Regions from separate parts of the Mus musculus genome. Here region 2 is linked to region 1. A link is a loop called in an ENCODE intact Hi-C map of the cell type or tissue named here. Cell type or tissue: heart. All regions are shown on one strand. Each heading gives the region's core, and the rest is flanking DNA. Links, peaks and the distances in the headings are about the cores only.

The links. A loop is a pair of places that touch in the nucleus more often than their neighbours do. Peaks named below come from ENCODE experiments on the same cell type or tissue, not always from the same donor. Only the 100,000 strongest peaks of a DNase experiment are listed, where the experiment ranks them.
Region 2: it touches region 1 in a loop (4-fold over the local background); 3 of 42 quality-filtered maps call a loop at or near these places.

What each region holds. Positions count from the first base shown.
Region 1 is chr6:91,874,869-91,880,248 of GRCm38, reverse strand. It overlaps Ccdc174 (coiled-coil domain containing 174), which reads right to left and starts at 2,196. Exons shown (of 11, transcript NM_172730.2): 1 at 2,063-2,196. The coding sequence starts at 2,104. In heart, for the core only: no CTCF peak of the experiment used is centred there; a DNase peak (open chromatin) is centred at 2,218; H3K4me3 peaks cover 1,877 bases; H3K27ac peaks cover 1,571 bases.
Region 2 is chr6:92,211,802-92,217,181 of GRCm38, reverse strand. Rbsn (rabenosyn, RAB effector) reads left to right here and starts at 2,312. Exons shown (of 12, transcript NM_030081.3): 1 at 2,312-2,471; 2 at 5,281-5,380. In heart, for the core only: a CTCF peak has its summit at 2,201; a DNase peak (open chromatin) is centred at 2,261; H3K4me3 peaks cover 1,954 bases; H3K27ac peaks cover 1,400 bases.

The DNA of each region.
Region 1 (5,380 bases), core at 85-5,084:
AAATAAGAAAGAGAACAATATTTAACTCAATTCTGGCAGGTGACTGGATTGCTAAGCAACAGTAATTCTCCAAGGGAGATTTGAGCTTCCTGAACATGAACAAGAAACACAATGTTTGGGCTGGAGAGATGGCTCAGAGGTTAAGAGCACTGAATGCTCTTCCAGAGGTCCTGAGTCCAATTCCTGGCAACTACATGATGGTTCACAACCATCTACAATGGGCTCCAATGTGTGTCTAAAGACAGGGACAGTGTACTCACATATGTAAAATAAATAAGCAAATGGGAGAGGGGAGCTCGGGTGAAGAGAATGGGGCAGCGAGAACTCCGAGGCTGAAGTTAAAGGTCAGCAGTTAAAGAGCACAAGACTCAGGGTAGGTTCCTAGCACCCACATGGTGGCATACGACCATCCACATATTAAGTCCAGTTCCACACCAGGCATACATGTATTGCATATACAAAGGGAAAACAATTATACACAAAATTTAAAATCTTTAAAAAATGTTTTTAATGATTCCTTTTTGGTTTTTAGTGTGCATTTGTTGTTGTTGTTGTTGTTGTTGTGTGTGTGTGTGTGAGAGAGAGAGAGAGAGAGAGAGAGAGAGAGATCTCCTGGAACTGAACCTACAGTTTAGAGCCACCATGTGGGTGCTGGAAATAAACCATGGTCGTCTGAAAGAGCTGCCAGTGCTCTTAACCTATCTCTCCAGCCCCAAAAACCTTTTTTTGTTTGTTTGTTTGTTTGTTTGTTTTTAAATAACTGAGTTCAGTAATTTCTATTTGAAAGAAATCCACTTAAAGGTACTATTGGCAGGGATGTTAACAATGTAAAGGAGTTTCATTCCAGGACCCAATATTTAAAATTCTGAAGAAGAAGGAGGAGGAGGAGGAGGAGGAGGAGGAGGAAGAGGAGGATTTTAACTTTGTAAATGTATCAATTACCTAGCTATATATCTTTCTATTCTACAACTACATCTGAATCACAAAATGACCAATCAATTCCGGGACTTCGTTTGTGTTATAATTATTAAAAACATTATCCTCCAGACAAGTTAACTTTGGTTTGGTTTTTAAAGACAGGGTCTCACTGTGTAGCTCTGGCTATACTGGAACTATGTAGCTCAGGCTGGCCTCTGACTTACAGTGGCCTCTGTCCACTTGTCTCTGACACTTATGTGCTAAAGTTAAGCGCATGCGCATATACTTCCTGATTAATTCAGTTTGCAAGCACTGAATCCAAGCAAACATGATTACTAAGACCAATTTTTCTATATTAAAAAACAAATTCCAACAAAAAATTTGATACATTAGATGTTTTGAACAATCAGAAAAGGCACCATTTTGCAGTCAATCAAACTGAGCCTGGCTTCTCACACAACAAATCTGTGTGTACATTGAGGAAAACGGGATTCACCTTTGGGTGTCAACTTCATTATCCATTAAGAGTGACAATTAATACCACCTACACTCAAAAGCACTTCTGAGGACTCGATGGCAGCACACATATGAAGCACGGACACAAAATGTGTACAGTGTTTACAAGTTTTCTGCTGAGAGTGGTTAAGTTAGCAAAACTCCTTACATCCTGTCAGACCTTACTGGCCCGGGTACCCCATCCCACAAGGCACTAGCTAACTTGTCTGGATCCTGCTGGGGGGGACCCTGGGAGCCCTGGGAAGACAAATCATATCCCAGTGCTCGAGAAGGGCTTTGGACTAGTGGAGAACCCAGGAAGGGCTCGTCCTCCAAGTCCCTGCGGACAGAGAGCCGGCTGTGGCGGCGGCTGACCCGCAGGATGCGCCCTGAGATCCCTGGGAGGATGGCGTCCGAGACCCGCCTGGGTTCGAGGGGAACGGAGCCCAGGCGCCTGGCGGAGCCGAGTTCAGGATCCTGTGAGTAAGGAAGCTGAGGAGGGTCTCTGCGGGGAAAGGGTCGGTCAGGATCCTTGTCAGATGGGCAGTCCAGGCCCCTGACTTGCGTGGGACAACAACTAGGTCACCATTCTCGACTGAGACAGGCGGAGGGAACGCGGAGCACGGAGCTAAGCCACACTTGTACTCACCGAGGAGGCTGTAACGTCCAAAGGCTTTTTCTTTCGGTCCATCGTCCCGCCAAGGCGTCCAGTCCCAAGACGCAGCCTCCCTGTGGCCTCAGTCAGACCCTACGAGTCCGCCACCCCCACCCGGCAGCAGAACCGGAAGTGTCTTTGATAGGGACGCTGAGTTTGCGTCATTTTGCGACTTGGATTTACGACCTCGGCGCCATCTTGAAAGCGTCAGTATGAGGTCCCTAGTCGCTACGTCGTCATTTTGAGAAGGTCAGAGGGTTGGAATTGATCGCAATTGGCCATCTTGAAGAGAGCAGAAAGTGAGGTGAAAATGACTAGTATTGTCGCCGTCTAGAGAAGGAAGGAAGATAGCTTTCATTGCAACACACACTATATTGACTGGAGAGTCTTAGATGATGGAAAAGAATAGCAGCGTATGAAGAGAGCTAAGTAAACTCCTGTCTCCAACATGAAAACAAAAGGAATTTAATGAAACTGGTAGTGGTGGGAATTATTGTTTAAGAATGGGCTATGAGAAACACTCGTTTTATGTTGGTTTTTTTTTTTTGGTGTTTTGTGATTTGTTTTGTTGGTTTTGTTTGTTGTTTTGCTTTTTAGGCTTTTTTTTTTTTTTTTTTTGAGATGGGGTCTTACTGTACAGCCACCTGGCCTCAAACTCTCTATGTAGACTTGGCTAGCCTCAAATTTGCAACAGCCCTCCTGCCTCTGCCCCCTAAATGCTAGGATTACATGTGTGAGCCACTATGCCCAACAGAATATTTGAATTTTAACTATTCATTCATACATTCATTTGGGGGTCACTGGGTACTCCTGGCTGCCTGGAACTTGCTTTGTAGACCATGCTAGCCTTGTACTCAAAGATACCTGCTTACCTCTTCCTCCCTTATGCTGGGATTGAAGCTGTGTGCCACCACAACCAGCCCCCAGAATACTCTAATTTTGAAATTACTATTTGAATTGCTAAAGAATTAAAAGAATTTTGACCTGGGATTTAGGACAAAATTTCCAACAATTTCTGAAATGGCCCTAAACATGAATTTGCTGTATCTTTGCAAAGCAGTGTTCTCCACATTGATGATGATAAAGTCAAAACAATCAACTCTGAAAAGCACTGAAGATGCTCTGTGACCTACAGTATCAAATGTTTAGCCAATATTTAATTCCTTTTGTTGAAACAAGCACATTCATGTCATTAGGATACAAATTGTTTTTCATCTTTAATAAATGGTGAATATATATATATATATATATATATATATATATACATATACATATGTGTGTGTGTGTGTGTGCGCCAAATTGTTTTAAAGTAATTTTTAAAGTATCCATATATACCTCAAGTCATGAAAATAATACTGGGTAAAAAGAAGTTGTAAGTGAAATAATTTTAAGATATCCTCCCCCCCCCCCGCCCCCTGCAGTTGGGAGGCAGATGCAGGCGAATTTCTGAGTTCAAGGCCAGCCTGATCTACAGCATAAGTTCCAGGACAGCCAGGGCTACACAGAGAAACCCTGTCTCAAAAAATCAGAAAAAAAAAGAAAGAAAGAAAGAAAGAAAGAAAGAAAGAAAGAAAGGAAGGAAGAAAGATATCCTTCCCTAGAAGACTGTATGGCATTATTACAGTCTTACTTTGTCTGTAGAATGCCTGTGGGGAATCTGTAGTTATCTCCTGATTGGCTATGTTAGCTTACACCATAGAAGTTCTCACAGAGTGGCACCCCACTAATGAGAAACCTCCCAAGACAAAGGCATTACTAGAAAAGGATAGGATATAGCTCAGTATTGTAGCACATACTTAGCATGTGCCTGAACCTGGGTTCCATCCTTGGCACTGGGGAGAAATAGAAATAAGCCATTGAGTCTCCTTTGTTTCCCCAGCTGTTACACAGAATGTGATATTGGCCAGAATACTGTCCTGGCAGACCCACACATTCTCATACATCCTGTTTCTAAAAGATCTTTTTCCTTTGATGCCTTCCCAGCAGCTGAGTCTGTCTGGAATTGCTTTTGTCTATCCAGTCCCAACAGTGCAGCTGCAACCCAGTACCCTTTTCCAGGGTGCTGTCTGCTAAACCACATCTTGAATTGTACTGGGTTGGCCTGATGCTGCTTGTATTCTAAGGCTAATATTGGGCCCTCAAGTCTGGTTGTCCCAGAGATGGGAGAGTCAGCATATAGAAATTAAGTGATCCTGTCCCCAAGTTATTTCTCATTGTCAAATAAAGATACCAACAGCCATTAGTTGGGCAGAAGAGACATGGGTGGGGTTTAGGTTTTCCAGACTTGAGGCTGGAGAAGAAGATGAAGGGAAGAAGGTGGAGGAGGAGGAAAGAGAAGCTGCTATGGTTTAGAAGTCAAGAGAGTGTGGCCCTGAGGGCTGGCCAATTGGAGTTAAGGGCAGCCCAGAAACATAGTAAACAATAACTCAGGGTTATGGATAGTGAAGTAGATTCTAATATCATAGAGGGTCATATCTGCCCAGCTCTTGTGTTGTTTAAGGCTTATTGTAAATATAAAGGTTTTTTTTTAATCCAGAAACTAAATGATCTAAGGTGGAATGGGTAGAAACCCCAAGTTGGGATTAAATAAATTTCTACAACATGAATCAGAGTCTCTCTCTGGCTGGCTGAGCACACAAGAGATTTGACACCATGAGATGAAAATGACCCTGAACGAAACATGGTCCAGCTGCATACATAGCAGAGGATGGCTTTATCTAGTATCAATGGGAGAGAAGGCCCTTGGTCCTGTGAAGGCTCGATACCCCAATGTAGGAAAGGGTTGGGGTGATGAGCGAGGAGTGGGGGGGCACCCTCATAGAAGCAGGGGGAGGTGAATGGGATGGGGGGTCGTGGAGGGGAAACTGGGAAAGCATATAACATTTGAAATGTAAATAAATAAAATATCCAATTAAAAAAATCTACCAGAGCCGAGCAGTGGTGGCACATACCTTTAATCCCAGCACTTGGGAGGCAGAGGCAGGCAGATTTCTGAGTTCGAGGCCAACCTGGTCTACAGAGTGAGTTCCAGGACAACCAGGGCTATACAGAAAAACCCTGTCTTGGGGGTGGGGGGTGGGGGTGGGAATCTACCAGAAATTTAGAAATTACATTAAATGTTTTAAATCATAAAACAAGAAGAGAGGGCTGGTGAGATGGCTCAGCAGGTAAGAGCACCCGACTGCTCTTCCAAAGGTCCTTAGTTCAAATCCCAGCAACCACATGGTGGCTCACAACCATCTGTAACAAGATCTGATTCCCTCTTCTGGTGTGTCTGAAGACAGCTACAGTGTACTTACATATAATAAATAA
Region 2 (5,380 bases), core at 214-5,213, 340 kb before region 1:
CACTGACTTCCATAGTTATCCACAAACTGCCAGCTTGCTTGCTGCCATTGCTTTGGAAACAAATGAGGTCTGAATGTGATGTTGGTTTTGTAAATGATGACAGGCTAAATCATGGCTGAATTAAGAGGTCTTTCACTGGCATCAAATAATCATGCTCATCACATTCTGCCTCATTCTGGGTCTCTCTCTGTCTCTGTCTCTCTGTCTCTGTCTCTATCTTTCTCTCTCTTTGTCTGTGTGTGTGTGTGTGTATGTGTGTGTGTGTGTGTGTGTTGGGGGAGGGGAGTGCAAAGGCAGATGTTGGTGTCAGGCAAAGCTATACTTGTCTCTGGCATGTTGGCAAGAGTCCCTTTCTCTGCAGAGTTCAAAGTTTTAGAGAAAGCAGACTTTGAACCATAGTTCAATGGTATAGCATTTATCTATCCTGTGTGAGACCCTGAGTTCCAATTCCAGCACTGGAAAACAGTAAAGCCAAAAACCAAACAGACACAAATAGTTACCAATTTGGAAATAAGAAGAGCCTGCCCATTTTGAGTCCCACTTTCTGTGTGCATGTGGGAGAACTGAAGAGTAGAAGGCAAGGGACACATTCAGAGTCACAAAGTAAGATTTTCTTGGAGGCAGGAGCTCAGGTCTGTGGAGCCCTAGGAGTTGTCCTCTCCATACTCAATGCTGTTGAGCTGAGGAGGTACGGTAAGGAGCCTAGGCCAAGAGACTGGCTTCATTTCATCTGCACAAGGAAGTAGAGACTGTGACCACCTTCAGACAGTCATTCCCAGAGTCAAATGGGTCAAGTGCCACAGCCATGCTAGGCTGGGATGGAGGCAGGAGGGATGGAGGCCACTTTCTGGTTCCAAAGACCTGCATCTTCCCTGAAGCTCCCACTTCTGGGGCCCAGGTTACTGCAGTCTAGATGGTGTGCTGGCTATAAAGCAAACAGACCTCAATAACAGATGGGTCTGTCTCTGTACCCTGTGGTTGTTGCATGGTACAGCTAGGTTCAGACATGACTGATCTGCCATACTGTCTTTTGTAAATTGCAGGGGCTATTCCTGGTTGTCAACTTGACTATATCTGGATGAACTACAATCCAGAATTGGGAGGCTCACCAGTGATCCTAATCTGGAGGCTGAGATAGAAGTTTCTGACCTGAATCTTGGCATGGAGATCTTGAGGCACAGTGGCTATGAATTCCAGAAGATTAAGACAGGAAGATCTCCAAGTCAAGGTTATCTGGGATTAAAGGTGTGGTGGCAGACACCTTTAATCTGGGCCACACCTTTTGCTGGAGACCTATATAAGGACATTGGAAGAAGGAAGATTGACACTCTCTTCTTCAACTGCTTGCCTTGTGGGACTGAGTGACTGCTAGATCCTTGGACTTCCATTCACAGCTGCTGCTGACCATTGTTGGGAATTGGACTACAGACTGTAAGTCATCCACCAATTCCCTTACTATATAGACTATAGAGTTCTGTGACTCTAGAGAACCCTGACTCATACATAAATGCCACTTATTTTGCAGAGATCTAGCTACCCTCATACTTTTTTATGCTTTTTTGAGATGGAGTTTCATGTATCCCAGTATGGCCTTGAACTTGCTATGTAATTGAAAATTAACTTAAATTTTTGGTCCTCCTGCCTCCATCCTTAGAGTATTGGTGTTACAGGCATGGGTGTGTGGTGGAAATTGAGTCCCAACCAGGATCAATTGAGCCAACTTCCAATCCCTGACACGACTCCTCAACGTCTCTACTTTCTTTGGCTCAATTTCCACGTCTTTCTGTCTCCTCAATGTGCTGAACATAACTTAGTCTCTCGCACTCAGAAACTTTTTTTTAACAACAACAACAAAAAAGTAAAAAAACAAAATTTTGTATGTGTGTTTTGCCTGCATGTCTGTGCACCACATGTGCAGTGCCCATGGACTCCAGAAGAGAGCATATAGGTAGCAGACAAGCAGTTTTTCAAACCTGGGTCCTTTGGAAGAACAACCGCTGTATTAAGGCATTTATGCAAAAATCTCAGAAACTTTTTAACGGTCTCTAAATAATGTTAGCGCTGCAGGCACATTATTTAAGAGCCAAAGTCTCAGTTTCCCCACCTATAGGGTGAGTGAAGGGCGAGTGTAGGGTTTCACATCGATGTGTTGCTAGGACCTGAGAGAACTTCGCAGTTTACCTCCTCCTACTGGGCCCGCCCCGTTGCGGCAGCGCCTGCGCAGCATCCTCTTCCAGGTTCAGTGCGCTCGAGGACTCGGCGCTCGACCGCCGCGTGTCAGTCTGTCTTCCGGTTTCTGCCCGGCGCGCCTGTCGAGCGCCGAGCCACTGATGGCGATGGCTGCCACTGGTCTCTGAGGAACCTCGTAGGCCGGCAGTCAGAACCCGAGGTGGAAAGGCAGGCTGCCGACTGCCTGTCGGAAGCCGCAGGGAGTGAGAAAGGGTGTCGCAGAGAGCGCGGCGGTGGCTGAGGTGGGTGTGACGTGTGGTTTGAGATGACGATGCGGTCGGGAGATGAGGCTTTGCGGGCCTCGGCGCCGCGCGGGTCTCTGCCCGCGCCGTGACGTGTTGCGTGATGTCCCGCAGAGTCGCGTCCCGCGGGTGCGCGTGGCCGTGCGGATCTCTACAGAGCCCCCCGGCTGGGTTTTTCAATCCAGTCTGGAGGCGAGAGTTTGCACAACTGGCCTTCTGGTTGCGGCATCAATTGCGGTGGTTTGTGGTGGCACCTAATTAAGTGACTTTATGTTAAGGTCCCCCACTTCATTCGCGGAACCCTATTATCCCGCTCTCCGAGTTCTCGTGGTGATGGCGAAAATCCCAGGCTCTCCTTCCCGGCTGCTGTCTTGTGTTAGTCACTTCACTTGTGTATAGGCTATGGCACCCCAGGCAGCTGCTGTGAAGGCATCCTGGAGGGAGCCTGCCTTGAGTAAGGGGCGTTTCTCCAGGGTGAGAACTGAGCTGCGATGTGTGGCCAGGGTGCACGGGGACGACTTCTGTTTGACTTTTTCTTCAGGATGAGTTGCAGGCGGGGAGGAGGCAGCTGTCACACCCAGAGGATCCTGTCAGCCACTGGCTGGGGAGAGAACCGGTCGGACCTGAGGCTGGCTGTTTAAGTGATGCCTCAGATGCTTTCCGGGATGGGTCTGCATGTGTGTAGTCTCTCGATTTATTTATTTAATCTCAAGACAAGGGTCTCACTATGTATCTATGTCTGGCCTGGAACTTGACATGTAAACCAGGCTGGCCTCAAACTCACAGGTATCTGTCTGCTTCTGCCTCCCACGCCTGTCAAATTTCTTAATTAAAGGAAATAACAGGCACCTAGCGTCCTGTTTAATTTATTTTCTGAGTTGCTGTCACCCTTCACCTTTGAGGACCAGATGGTACCCTCCTCTGTGCCCTCTGCAGCACACCACAATTCTAGCTACACAAACTCCCACTCTGTGCTGTGATATGTGGCCTCTAAAGTCTTGGAAACAGATTTCTTTGCTTCTGTGAAATGATTTTATCCTTGTTCTCAATGGTTAGGAGTCTTTCAGGGTCACATCAACAGTGACTTTGCTGTAGTCCAATAAGACAGAAAATGTAAGTTATTAAGCCCTGAAATGTTTAAGTATCAGATTTTTCTGTTGAAGGGCAGAGAACATCAGACCTGCTGCCCCACTGTTCTAATTTATAAAATCTAGTAAACACATCAACTCACTGTAAATGCAAAATATAATTTTCACTAATTTTATCCATCCATTCATCTAAACTAAGCGACAGTTTGCTATGTTGGCCAAACTGGTTTTGAAATCATAGATTCAAGTGAGGATCTTCTGCCTCAGACTTTTCAAAGTGCTGGAACATATTATCAAGCTGCACTGATAAGTTTCTTCTTTTTTAAAATCTTAATTTAAAGATACATTTATTTTGTGTGAAGGGGCTAGAGGACAGGCGTGTGTGGAAGCCAGAGGATAACTTTCAGAAGTGTATTCTCTCCTTCCACTTTTATGTAGTTCTGGTGATCAAACTCAGGGTAGGTGGCAAGTGCCTTTACACTGAGCCATCTCTCTGGCTCTTGATTTTTTTTTTTAAATACTTCTCTTTAAAGAAAAGTTGAAAGGCTTATTGTTTGTATTTGTTATTTTTTCTTTTTGGTGTTTAAAAAAATGACATTAACTTGTTAAAATATTTTGTGTGTGTGTATGATGTGTGCACACTCTGGTGTGGTATATATATATATATATATACATATATATATATATATATATATACACATATATATATACATATATATATACATACGTACATATATATATATATATACATATGTACATATATATATATATGTGTGTGTGTGTGTGTGTGTGTGTGTGTATGATGTGTGCACACTTAGGTATGGTATATATATGAAGATCAGAGGACAACCTTTGGGAGTTGATTTTCTACTTCTACCTTTAGGATGGTCCTGGCAATCAGACTTAGAAGGATATACTTTACCCACTGACTGGCATACACTTTACCCATCTTGTCAGATCTTGTTTTGGTTTCTTGAAACGGAATGTCACTGTGAAGCCCAGGCTGGCCTCCAGCTCAGGTTCCTCCTGTCTGCCTACACATCCAGAGTGCTGGCATTATAGTCATGAACCACTACACTTAGCTTCTGGCCTTTGTATTTCTAGCACATGTGCCTAACAACTACCAAGAGCTCAGTATATGTGGCAGAGTAAAAGTAGTGTTCATTGATAAGTATGCTACATATTTTCCTCAGTGACTAAAATGACATGGAAATCATGGTGTTGGCTATGCTGGTGACTTATGCCTGTAATTCCACAAGTCTAAAGCAAGAGGGTAGCAAGTTCAGAGCCTATGTAGGCTACAAAGTGAGCCCAAACCAGTCCAGGCAACTTAGCAAGACCCTGTCTTACAACAACAAAAGGGACCAGGTGTAATTAGTGGTAGGGGACTTGCCTACTATGTATTAGTTCTATGTCATATCCTTAGTACTAAGGAAAAGAATCCTCTCAAATAATGAGGTTGGACCATTTAAAATGACCTTAAAGGAAGTGCCCTGGGATCCTGTTTGCTTCTCTGTACAACTCTACTTCCCGCTTCATTGACTTACCAGTGTGTTCTGTGCTGTTCTCATATCTTGGTCTAAGGATTTGAGAAACAGTTTGTTTTCACGAACTTGTACCAAACAATCTTGTTACAAACTTGTGCCTTTGTTGAACTGTAGAAAAAACAGAAACCTTTTGTTGGCTGCTTATTTGCTTCAATTGACATTTGTTTTTCTTAGATTTCTTCTGCTGAAGAGAGGAAATCTCATCCAAGGCCACAATGTCACTTCCCAATTATCCGAGTGCTGCCTGCTCAAGCTAACACTGCCAGAGTCCTGC